Regions from separate parts of the Homo sapiens genome. Here region 2 is linked to region 1. A link is an interaction called in ENCODE POLR2A ChIA-PET data of the cell type or tissue named here. Cell type or tissue: GM12878. All regions are shown on one strand. Each heading gives the region's core, and the rest is flanking DNA. Links, peaks and the distances in the headings are about the cores only.

Region 1 (5,706 bases), core at 642-4,641:
TCCATCTCAAGAAGCCGTAACCAGCGATCGTTCAACAATTCTTAGGAGTCTTGTGAAGTCTGCAAGCTCCATAAACGAGGGCTCTTGCATGTCCTCAGGTGAGCTCTGCTTTGTTGTCATCTTATTGAAGTGGACCCACAGCAGCAAGGTGAGCAAAGCCAAAGGAAGCCCCCTGCCTGAGTCTAGCTCAGGTGAACTGACAGTCCAGACAGGACAACCGAGAGGGACCCTGTTTTCATACTGCTATAAAGAGCTGCCCATGGCCAGGCGTGGTGGTGGGCGCCTGAGGCAGGAAAATCACTTCAACCCAGGAGGTGCGGGTTGCAGTAAGCCAGATCACACCACTGCACTCCAGCCTGGGTGACAGAGTGAGACTCTGTCTCAAAAACAAAACAAAACAAAAAGGCCGGGCACGGTGGCTCACATGTGTAATCCCAGCACTTTTGGTGGCCGAGGTGGGCAGATCACTTGAGGTCAGGAGTTGGAGACCAGCCTGGCCAACATGGTGAAACTCCGTCTCTACTAAAAATACAAAAATTAGCTGGGCGTGGTGGTGTGTGCCTGTAATCCCAGCTACTTAGGAGACTGTGTCAGGACAATCGCTTGAACCTGGGAGGTGGGGGTTGCAGTGAGCCGAGATCACGCCACTGCACTCCAGCCTAGGTGACAGAGTGAGACTCCATCTCAAAACAAAACAAAACCAAAAAACTACCCAAGACTGGGTAAGTTAGAAAGGAAAGAGGTTTAATTAACTCACAATTCTGCATGACTAGGGAGGTCTCAGGAAACTTACAATCACGGCAGAAGTGGAAGCAAGGCACCTCTTTCACAAAGCAGCAGAAAGAAGTGTGGAGTGATGGGGGAAGAGCCCCTTATAAAACCATCTGATTTCCTGAGAACTCACACACTATCATGAGAACGGCATGGTGGAAACCACCCCTACGATTCAATTACCTCCACCAGGTCTCTCCTTTGACACGTGGGGATTATGGGGATTACAATTTAAGATGAGACTTGGGTGGGGACACAAAGCACCTAACCATATCAGCCCTAAAGCCATGGCTGGAGAAGGCTCCTGCCAGAAGTCCACCCCGAAGCCCTCAGACTCCACTGTGGCCTTTCCTCACTCTGCTTCCTATCTCCATTTTTCTTTCCCTGAAGGAGGTTGCTCTATCAATGCCTCCCGTGACAACACATGCCCCCTCCTCCCCCACCCCCCAGGCTCAGCGATAAGGAAGCTGGTGCCCTGAATCCCTGCCCCACCCAAGACTCTTTCCTTTTCTTCCCACTTAGTCTACTTGAAACTCCTCTCTGTATTTTTTTAATTAAGTTACCCACCTCAGCTTTGTTTCTCAAAGGCTTTAACTTTTCCGGGAAGAGCTGCAATCGTTTCTTGGCAGGAGTAGTTTCAGGTTTGCATTGCTCTGAAAGAGACTCTCAGAAACACGGGACCTCCATTTTGGTGTCAGCACCGCACGCACCCCCACCCAAGCCAGCACCGTGGCTGGAAAGCTTACGTATAGGATAAGGGATGTGGGTGGAGTGGGAATTGACGTGGAGGATGTTGGAGATCAGATCAACAGATGCTACAAAAAAACCCAACCCCTCCCCACCGAAAGACGGCAATACTCAGGCTAGGAGCCGCTGCACTAGGTGCTAGGGACCCACTGAATTTTCACCAGAGCAGTGGCTTGGTCAGATCTCTATTTCCAGAAACATCGCCCTGGAATCCTTTCCTTGGCGTGGAAGGAGAAGTTGACCCCGAAGAGTTACTCAGTCAAGGGCGACTCATTGCTCCACTCTAAGGTTTCTCTAAGCACAGGGCGGTGGCGAAAGGGAAGGGCTGCAGGGTGGAGTCCGGCACCAAGACCTCCCGGCCCGGCTTCTAGCAGCACACGGACGCTTGAGATGATTTCTTCTGAAAACGGGCAGTGGTTGAAAACCACTGCTTCAAAACACAGACTGGAGGAGTGGTAAATACTAACGAGGAGTTTTAGCAATGGACTCTGTTAACAGAGTCTGGTCGCCTGAGAAGGGCCTCGGAGGACTGGCCAGGTTGGAGAACGATTTCAACTGCGTACTGGACGACACACAGAAGACTGCGGGGAGCCTTAGCCCCTACCCGGCCTGCAGTGCTCTCTGGGGCACACGGCAGCCCCACGACGCCTTTGGGTTTCTTCGAGCGCTACTCGCACGCACCAGCGCCCACACAGCTGCAACGCCAAACGCCCGCCAGCACCTTAGGGCCGCGGGAGTCCCTTCCCCAGGCCCGCCCCACACGCCGGCCTTTTCTGCCGCTTCCCAAGCCGGAGCCAATCAGCGCTCAGCAGCGACCGGCAGGGACGACCAATCGACTTATCCTGCGTTGTGCTAAAGACCTAGAAATCGAGCGTGGTACATTCGATCGACGGAACGTCTGGGCCCTAGTGCTAAGTTGGGTGACTGTTCGGTGGTTGTCTCGGGGGGTTGCAGGAAGATCCTGTTTCCTTGGCGTAGAAGGAGAGGTTGACCCCGAAGAGTTAAGATTCTCGAAGCACACTATTTATCCGTGGCCCTCCTCCTCCTTCGCGGGGTAGCTTGGGGCAAGTCATCTATTCTCTCTAGATCTGTGTTCTGCCTAAAAATTAATGAATGGGACAAAATGGTCTCTACAGTCCCTTGTTTATCCTGGCCCTGCAAATCCAGGATCGCTGCCGTTGTATCTCAGTCTGATGTCGGTGGTCTTGCGCTGGCCGGTGTTCTGAAACTTTGTCGGCAGTAACATGCACTCCAGTCAGTCTCTTCAGTCCAGGACACCATCGCCGGGGAAACTGAGGCATAAGAAAAATAAAAATGAGCATTGTCCATCCACAAATATGTATTGTGCTCCCGTTGTGTATCTGGCACTGCCCTGGTGCTGGGTCCCCTATGAGAAACAGGCATGGTCCTTGTGCCCCTAGTTATAAACTATGTCACTTCCATCAGACTCTGAGATCCCCAGGGAGGAGCTGTACTCTCATCAAGCTGCTCTCATCAGCAGACAGGAAGGAGACAGACTTGTAGGCCTGCATGCTCCTGTGCTCCTCTTGAACTCCCAGCTCAGCCACTGGCTGCCTTTTACCCACAGATCTGAAAGGAGCCAGGGCGGACAGGCTCCAGCAGTACCTCTTTTCTTGAGGAAGCCACCTTCTCCTGGCTGTCCAACCCTGAAAGGACCTTGGAAGTTTGGGGGAGTCCCTCTTGGCACTCTGATTTATCCAGAATGCACCTAATCACCCTCTACACATGCACACCCGCCCCCCCCCCCCCCCCGACACACACTCCTCCAGCCTGATACCCTGCTGGGGTTCTTTTGCAGAGTTTTGTCTTGAGGTCATCAGAGAGGTCGTGCTCCATGGGGCATTGAAGCACCACAGAGAAAAACCCCTGCAAGGCCAGGAAAGCATCTGAGAGGCATCTGAAGTCAGAAGGCCTGTGCCGGAATCCTAGCTGTTTCTGGCAGTGTGGTCTGGGTAATTTAACTTCTACCAGCACCATGTGTATAAATGAACATCATCACAGCACATACCTCACAGATTGCTGAAAGGATTAAATGAAATGATGGATATAACTCACTTGCAGCATGCCTGGCAGAGACATATAGTAAATGGGCAAGAATTGGGAGCTACTGTTATTATTGTGTTATTGTGATTATATTCAGCAGGAAGGAGGCCTCCCAGGCTAGGCGCCAGTCCTTGATGAGAAGGTGCCCACTTTATGTCCTCTCCTGTTTCTAACTCTCCTCTTCTGCCTTCTGTGGTCCCAGCTGAGTGGCTGTACCTCAGCAATATCCAGTTTCCTGCCTCAGAACATGAAGCCCAGATATACAAGCTGAAGGAGGGTGCCACATTTGAGAGGCAAGGGAAGATCAGGCGGGGACCCTGTGCTTCAGAGCTTTGGTCACATCCGCAAGGAGCACAGCAGGCCCTACCAGATAAACAGACAAAATCAGGAGGGCTCCAAGGTGGGACAGAGAAGGAAGATTGTTAAAAATTGAATCTGCTAGACTGGGCGTGGTGGCTCACACCTGTAATCCCAGCACTTTGGGAGGCCGAGGCAGGCGGATCACGTGAAGCCAGGAGTTCGAGACGAGCCTGGCCAACATGGCAAAACCCCATCTGTACTAAAAATACAAAAAATTAGCCAGGCGTGTGGTGCGAGCCTGTAGTCCCAGCTACTCGGGAGGCTGAAGCACAGAATTGCTTGAACCCGGGAGGTGGAGGTTGCAGTGAGCTGAGATCATACCACTGCAGTCTATCCTGGGCAACAGAGCAAGACTCTGTATATTTTAAAAAAAAAGGCAAAAATTGAATCTGCTGTGCCCAACCAAGCCATCAGCTGATCAGCTGTGGGGTCCTGCCCTGAATCATTTACTCCTCACCCTATCTCTGGGACCATCAGGGCAGGCAGGCAGCAGCAGATGTTTTCCAAGCTCTACTGCTCCCAGGCCAGCATGACATCTGCAGTGACCATTTTAACAGGCTGGACACCCTCGTGTCCCCCTACCACTTATCCTTGGCCCACTTGCCACTTGTGCCTTACCCAGTGGGGAGGGAGTGGCAAGGCCTTGGCTCTGGGTTCCACAGGTAGAGTTTTGCAGAGGAGTCCAGTGAACTCATTCTTTACAAAACCTACCCAGGCCTGCTTTCAGCCACCCCTCCTGCTAAGATTATATGTAATATATAATATTATATATAATTTTTTATAGAGACAGGGTCTTCCTCTGTCACCCAGGCTGGAGTACAGTGGCATGAACACAGCTCACTACAGCTGCAAACCCCTGGGCTCAAATGATCCTCCTATCTCAGCTTCTTGAGTAGCTAGGACTACAGGCATGCACCACCAGGCCTAGCTTTTTTTTTTTTTTTTTTTTTTCTGTAGAGATAAGGTCTCACTGTCTTGCTCAGGCTGGTCTGGAACTCCTGGCCAAGCCATCCTCCTGCCTTGTCCTCCCAAAAATGCTGGTATTACAGACATGAGCCACCGTGCCTGGCCAAGAGACTATATATTTTGAGCAGCTGCTGGAAAGCGGGGACTAAGTTCTGGTCTGAGGAGAACTTCCTGGGCGTCCAGGAAAGAAATATCTGACATTGTTGGTGCACAGTGAGTATAGTCCTCACTGGTCACCCAGAGGACAGGGTGTGGCTCCCTCCACAGTGTAGCTCCCTAGCCCCCAAAAGCTGGACCTGGGCTCTCCCCAGTCACCAGAGATCCCTCTCCTTCGTCCCCAACAAAGTGTTTGGCTGGCTGCAGCAACTGTGCAGACCCTGACTAGTGGACATTCCTAAGTACCAGGGGCTCGCCTTGTGTCCCGCCAGGCTGGTCCAGAAGGCTGTTGCGGGCAGGTGGGATAAGAAATTCAGGAAGCTGAAACAGCCAGAAGGTGGAACCTGGCCGGCTCGGGGGAACTGCCTGTGGAATGGCCCAGCGCTGAATGAGTGGAACAGTGGGTGGGCCTTGAAAGCGAACTCAGGAGATGGGGCGTTGTGTATAGGCAAGTCGCTAACCGGGAGCCCCGCGCCTCATTCCGACTGGATCAGGGGGCCCCGCCTGTCCACGGTCCCCATGCGCGGTGCGCTCCCCCTCCTAGGGCCGTAATTGCCGCAGCCATCCCTACGCGTCTCCAGCCCCCGTCGTCTTTGTCCATTCGGTTCCGAGGCCGCGCTTGGACTGGGGCGCCCACGACTG
Region 2 (5,706 bases), core at 1,039-5,038, 280 kb after region 1:
TCGGATCCAGGTGGCCTTGGAGTAGGGACAACTTGGCTTAGCTGGGAGGTGCTGGCATGCTCTTCAGACCCAGCACTCCAGCTATGACAGGGATTTCAATGGCCTTCCTTTTCTTGGAGTCTTTATACAATTCTAATTGGATAATTTGGAGCAAGAACAAAAATCCTCTTTTGGTAATTTTAAGATATGCTTGGTGGTGTTTTTTTTGTTTATTTGTTTGTTTTTTTGAGATTGAGTCTCACTCTGTTGCCCAGGCTGGAGTGCAGTGGCATGATCTCGGCTCACTGCAACCTCTGCCTCCCAGGTTCAAGCAATTCTCCTGCCTCAGCCTCCTGAGTAGCTATGACTACAGGCACGTGCCACCACGCCCAGCTAATTTTTGTATTTTTAGTAGAGACAGGGTTTCAGCATGTTGGCCAGAATGGTCTCGATCTCTTGACCTCATGATCTGCCCGCGTCGGCCTCCCAAAGTGCTGGGATTACAGGTGTGACCCACTGCGCCTGGCTTACTCTTGGGTTTCTTACAAAGAAAAGAGGATAGAGGAGAGTTCTTTAGGGTAATACAAGGATTCTACATCACTGGTCAACCCAGAAAGAGAGATGGGCAGATTTCATATCTATGAGGGAAAGCGTAAGCAGTAGATGCTAAGAGTTATTTTCTATGTATGCTTAATTCAGGACATACAACAAGAATTTCGTGAGTTCCATCACATATACTAGGGGATGGAGGTAAAGCATGATGATTATGAAACAGGCGTATGCCATCAAAGAGCATGCCAACCTGCATAAAGAGGGGGGTGGGCAAATTAACAACCCACAACCCCCTCACCTGCCAGATGCCTAAAGTATATGGCACATATTTGGATTAAAAAAAATGTGGTGGAGGGATGACTTTGTTGAATGACTTGATTTGCCCTATAGAGTCATTTTATGCCGACCAATGGAATTTTGAAGAATGCTCCCAAAGGCAATGGATTTTTGTTTTGTCTTAGTTAATGTTGAGCCATTATTCCTGGCTGCTGTTAGGTTCAATTGTCTCTTCAGGCTACTCCCCATGGTTGATAATAAAACCATTATGAGAATAGGGCAGTCATCCAAAGCCTAGGGCTTGCTGAAAGCTCTGGCAGGGAAAATGGTAGTTTGGGATTAGGGAACAGGAAGGGACAGCTAAGCTTTGAGGTACTAACAGTTATTTCCTCCTTCTGAATTGAACTGGGGATATATATACACACACATGCACACACACACATATATTCATGTATTTATATATGTATGTATATATCCAATTCCTTTTTTTTTTTTTTTGAGACAGAGTCTCAATCTGTCACGCAGGTTGGAGTACAGTGGTGTGATCTCGGCTCACTGCAACCTCCCCCTCTTGGGTTCAAGCCATTCTCCTGCCTCAGCCTCCTAAATAGCTGGGATTACAGGTATGCACCACCACACCCAGTTAATTTTTATATTTTTAGTAGAGACTGGTTTTAACCGTGTTGGCCAGGCTGGTCTCGAACTCCTGACCTCAGGTGATCCACCCACCTCAGCCTCCCAAAGTGCTGGGATTACAGGTGTGAACCACTGTGCCCAGCAAATTTCTTTCTTTCTTTCTTTTTATTTTAACTGTATTTTCTTCCAGTCTTGATCCATATTTGTGTCCACTTATGAAGTGTAGCATACATACCCTTTTATGTTCTGTATTTTTGGTGGGGAGTCTCTCTATGTTGCCCATGCTGGTCTCTAACTCCTAGGCTCAAAAGATCCTCTTGCCTTGGCCTCCCAAAGTGCTGAGAATACAAGCATAAGCCACATGCCCAGCTGATTTTTAATTTTTTTTTTTTTTTTTGTGACAGAGTCTCGCTCTTGTCGCCCAGGCTGGAGTGCAGTGCCATGATCTCGGCTCACTACAACATCTGCCTCCCAGGTTCAAGCGTTTCTCCTGCCTCAGCCTCCTGAGTAGCTGGGATTACAGGTGCCTGCCACCACACCCAGCTAATTTTTGTATTTTTAGTAAAGACAGGATTTCGCCATGTTGGCCAGGCTGGTCTCGAACTCCTGACCTCAAGTGATCCGCCTGCCTCAGCCTCCCAAAGTGTGCTGGGATTACAGGCTTGAGCCATTGTGCCCAGCCTGATTTTTAAAATTTTTATGTATTTATTTATTTTTATTTTTATTTTTATTTTGAGACAGAGTCTTGCTGTGTCGCCCAGGCTGGAGGGCAGTGGCACAATCGAAGCTCACTGCAACCTCTGCCTCCTGGGTTCAAGCGATTCTCCTGCCTCAGCCTCCTGAGTAGCTGGGGCTACAGGCGTCCACCACCACGTCCGGCTAATCTTTTTTTTTTTTTTTTTGAGACGGAGTTTCACTCTTGTTACCCAGGCTGGAGTGCAATGGCACGATCTCGGCTCACCACAACCTCTGCCTCCCAGGTTCAAGCGATTCTCCTGCCTCAGCCTCCCTAGTAGCTGGGATTATAGGCATGTGCTACCACGCCCAGCTAATTTTGTATTTTTAGTAGAGACGGGGTTTCTCCATGTCAGTCAGGCTGGTCTCAAACTCCCGACCTCAGGTGATCTGCCTGCCTCAGCCTCCCAAAGTGCTGGGATTACAGGCGTGAGACCCCTCGCCTGGCTAATTTTTGTATTTTTAGTAGAGACAGCATTTCACCATCTTGGCCAGGCTAGTCTCAAACTCCTGACCTCAGGCAATCCACCCGCTTTGGCCTCCCAAAGTGCTGGGATTACAGGTGTGAGCCACCGTGCCTGGCCTCTGTTTTTTTTTTTTTTTTTTTTACTATTAACTTTTCCTTTTTTGTATTCTACTGCATCTTCTCAGAATTGTGTTCTGTCACCAAAAGCAGTTTCAACAAAAGCAAAAAGTGACTAATGGGATCTAATTAAACTAAAGAGCTTCTGCACAGCAAAATAAATTATCAATAGAGTAAACAGACAACCTACAAAATGGGAGAAAAATTTTGCAAACTATGCATCCTACAAAGGTCTAATATCCAGCATCTGAAAGGAACTTAAATACATTTACAAGAATAAAAACAAACAACCCCATTAAAAAGCCATCAAAGGACATGAACAGACACTTTTCAAAAGAAAATATACATGCAACCAATAAGCATATGAAAAAAAGCTCAACATCACTGGTCATTAAAGAAATGCAAATCAAAACCACAGTGAGATACCACCTCACACCAGTCAGAATGATGATGATTAAAAAGTCAAAAAATAACAAATGCTGGCAAGGTTGCAGAGAAAAAGAAACACTTCTACACTGTTGGTAGGAGTGTAAATTAGTTCAACCATAGCGGAAAGTAGTGTGGTGAATCCTCAAAGAGCTAAAAACAGAACTACCATTCAACCCAGCAATCCTGTTACTGGATATATACCCAAAGGAATATAAATCATTCTACCATAAAGACACATGCACTCGTATATTTATTACAGCACTATTCACAATAGCAAAGACATGGAATCAACCTAAATGCCCATCAATGGTAGACTGAATAAAGAAAATGTGGTAATATCCATCATGGAATACTATACAGCCATAAAAAAGAACGAGATCATGTCCCTTGCAGGAACATTGATGGAGCTGAAGGCCATTATCCTTAGAAAACTAACATAGGAACAGAAAACCAAATACCGCATGTTCTCACTTATAAGTAGGAGCTAAATGATGAGAACACATGAACACGTAGAGGGGAACAACACACACTGGGGCCTACCAGAGAGTGGAGGGTGGGAGAAGTGAGAGGATCAGGAAAAATAACTAATGGGTACTAGGCTTAATACCTGGGTAACAAAATAATCTGTGCAACAGGCTGGGCACGGTGGCTCATGCCTGTAATCCCAGCACTTTGGGAGGCTGAGGTGGATCACGAGGTCAGGAGATGGAGGCCATCCTGGCTAACACAGTGAAACCCCGTCTCTACTAGAAATACAAAAAAATTAGCCGGGCGTGGTGGCAGGGGCCTGTAGTCCCAGCTACTCGGGAGGCTGAGGCAAGAGAATGGCGTGAACCCGGGAGGCGGAGCTTGCAGTGAGCAGAGATGGCGCCACTGCATTCCAGCCTGGGTGACACAGCGAGACACCATCTCAAAAAAAAAAAAAAAATTCTGTGCAACAAACCCCCATGACACAGGTTTATCTATATAACAAACCTGCAACTCAAGGTTAAAAAAAATTATTATTATTATTATTATTATTATTATTATTATTATTATTATTTTATTATTATTATTTGAGTCGGAGTCTTGCTCTGTTGCTCTAGCTGGAGTGCAGGGGCATGGTCTTGGCTCACTGCAACCTCTGCCTCCCGAGTTCAAGCGATTCTCCTGCCTCAGCCTCCTGAGTAGCTGGGATTACAGGCATGCACCACCGCGCCTGGCTAATTTTTGTATTTTTAGTATTTTTATTTTTATTTTATTTATTTTGTTTATTTTATTTTATTTTATTTTATTTGTTTTGTTTTATTTTATTTATTTTGTTTTACTTTATTTTATTTTGTATTTTTAGTAGAGACTAAAAATAGTAGAGAGTTTTAGTAGAGGGTTTTGCCATGTTGGCCAGGCTGGTCTCAAACTCCTGATCTCAGGTGACCCACCCACCTCGGCCTCTCAAACTGCTGCGATTATAGGTGTGAGCCACCGCACCCGGCAGAATTATGTTGTTTTAAAACTTAGCATTATATAATGTTTTTAATGATGTTATTTAATCCTTATGAGTAGATTTTTAAAAAAGACTCTTTCCTGGCCGGACGCGGTGGCTCACGCCTGTAATCCTAGCACTTTGGGAGGCTGAGGCAAGCAGATCACCTGAAGTCGGGAGTTAGACACCAGCGTGACCAACATGGAGAAACCCCGTCTTTACTAAAAATACAAAATTAGCCAGACGCGGTGGCACAAGCCTGTAATCCCAGCTACTCGGGAGGCTGAGGCAGGAGAATGGCTTGAACCCGAGAGGCGGAAGTTGCAGTGAGCCGAGATCACGCCATTGCTCCAGCCTGGGCAATAAGAGCAAAACTCCGTCTCAAAAACAAACAACAAACAAACAAACAAAAAAACCTCTTTCCTGACTGTAAAAGTAAAGCATAATTGTTATTGTTAAAAATACAGATAATATGTGAAGAAAGTGAAAAATTACCTTTGATATTTTGAAGTGTATCCTTCAAGACTTTTTTCTATGCATATATAAATATATATGTACAAAAATGGAATCATACCTTTTAGTTCCTGTTTTCCATGTCAATAGATATATAGTGACATATTTCATGTTTTTATGAATATACCATGATTTATGTATTCTATTAGTGACACTGCAATTGTTTCCAAATTGTCACTATTGTAACAGTCCTCATCATCTTCTCTCCTTAGGACTAATTCCTCCTATAAGTAGAATTGGTGAGTCACAGAGCATGCACATTTAAACACTTTAAAATACATTGTTTACCAATCTCACTGCCAGTAGGAACGTATGTAAAGGTTCCTTTCCCCTTGCTCTTGCCAATATAATTATCCTTCTTAATACTCGCAAAATAATCTGGAATTAATGATCAGAAAACAGACCTTCCATCTTGGAGGCGGATAAGTGGAAGGTTTATTCCTCCCCTTACAACAACAACAACGACAACAATAACAACAAGACGTTTGCTGAACATGCTGGCATAGAGGACAAGTTAAAAAGTTTCTGGACTCAAAGGGTG

What was found. Peaks named below come from ENCODE experiments on the same cell type or tissue, not always from the same donor. Only the 100,000 strongest peaks of a DNase experiment are listed, where the experiment ranks them.
Region 2: POLR2A ChIA-PET joins it to region 1 with 5 read pairs; 4 of 35 experiments call an interaction of 5 or more read pairs at or near these places.

Annotation. Positions count from the first base shown.
Region 1 is chr17:60,133,418-60,139,123 of GRCh38, forward strand. LOC100996660 (a long non-coding RNA gene) reads right to left here and starts at 2,227. Exons shown (of 3, transcript NR_187530.1): 1 at 1,339-2,227. RefSeq lists enhancers at 1,899-1,958, 2,069-2,168, 5,639-5,706. In GM12878, for the core only: no CTCF peak of the experiment used is centred there; a DNase peak (open chromatin) is centred at 2,344; H3K4me3 peaks cover 1,443 bases; H3K27ac peaks cover 307 bases; H3K27me3 peaks cover 404 bases.
Region 2 is chr17:60,415,631-60,421,336 of GRCh38, forward strand. LOC105371850 (a long non-coding RNA gene) reads right to left here and starts at 1,775. Exons shown (of 3, transcript XR_934893.3): 1 at 1,679-1,775. It also overlaps a transcript of USP32 not described here and a transcript of CHCT1 not described here. RefSeq lists a silencer at 5,686-5,706. In GM12878, for the core only: no CTCF peak of the experiment used is centred there; no DNase peak of the experiment used is centred there.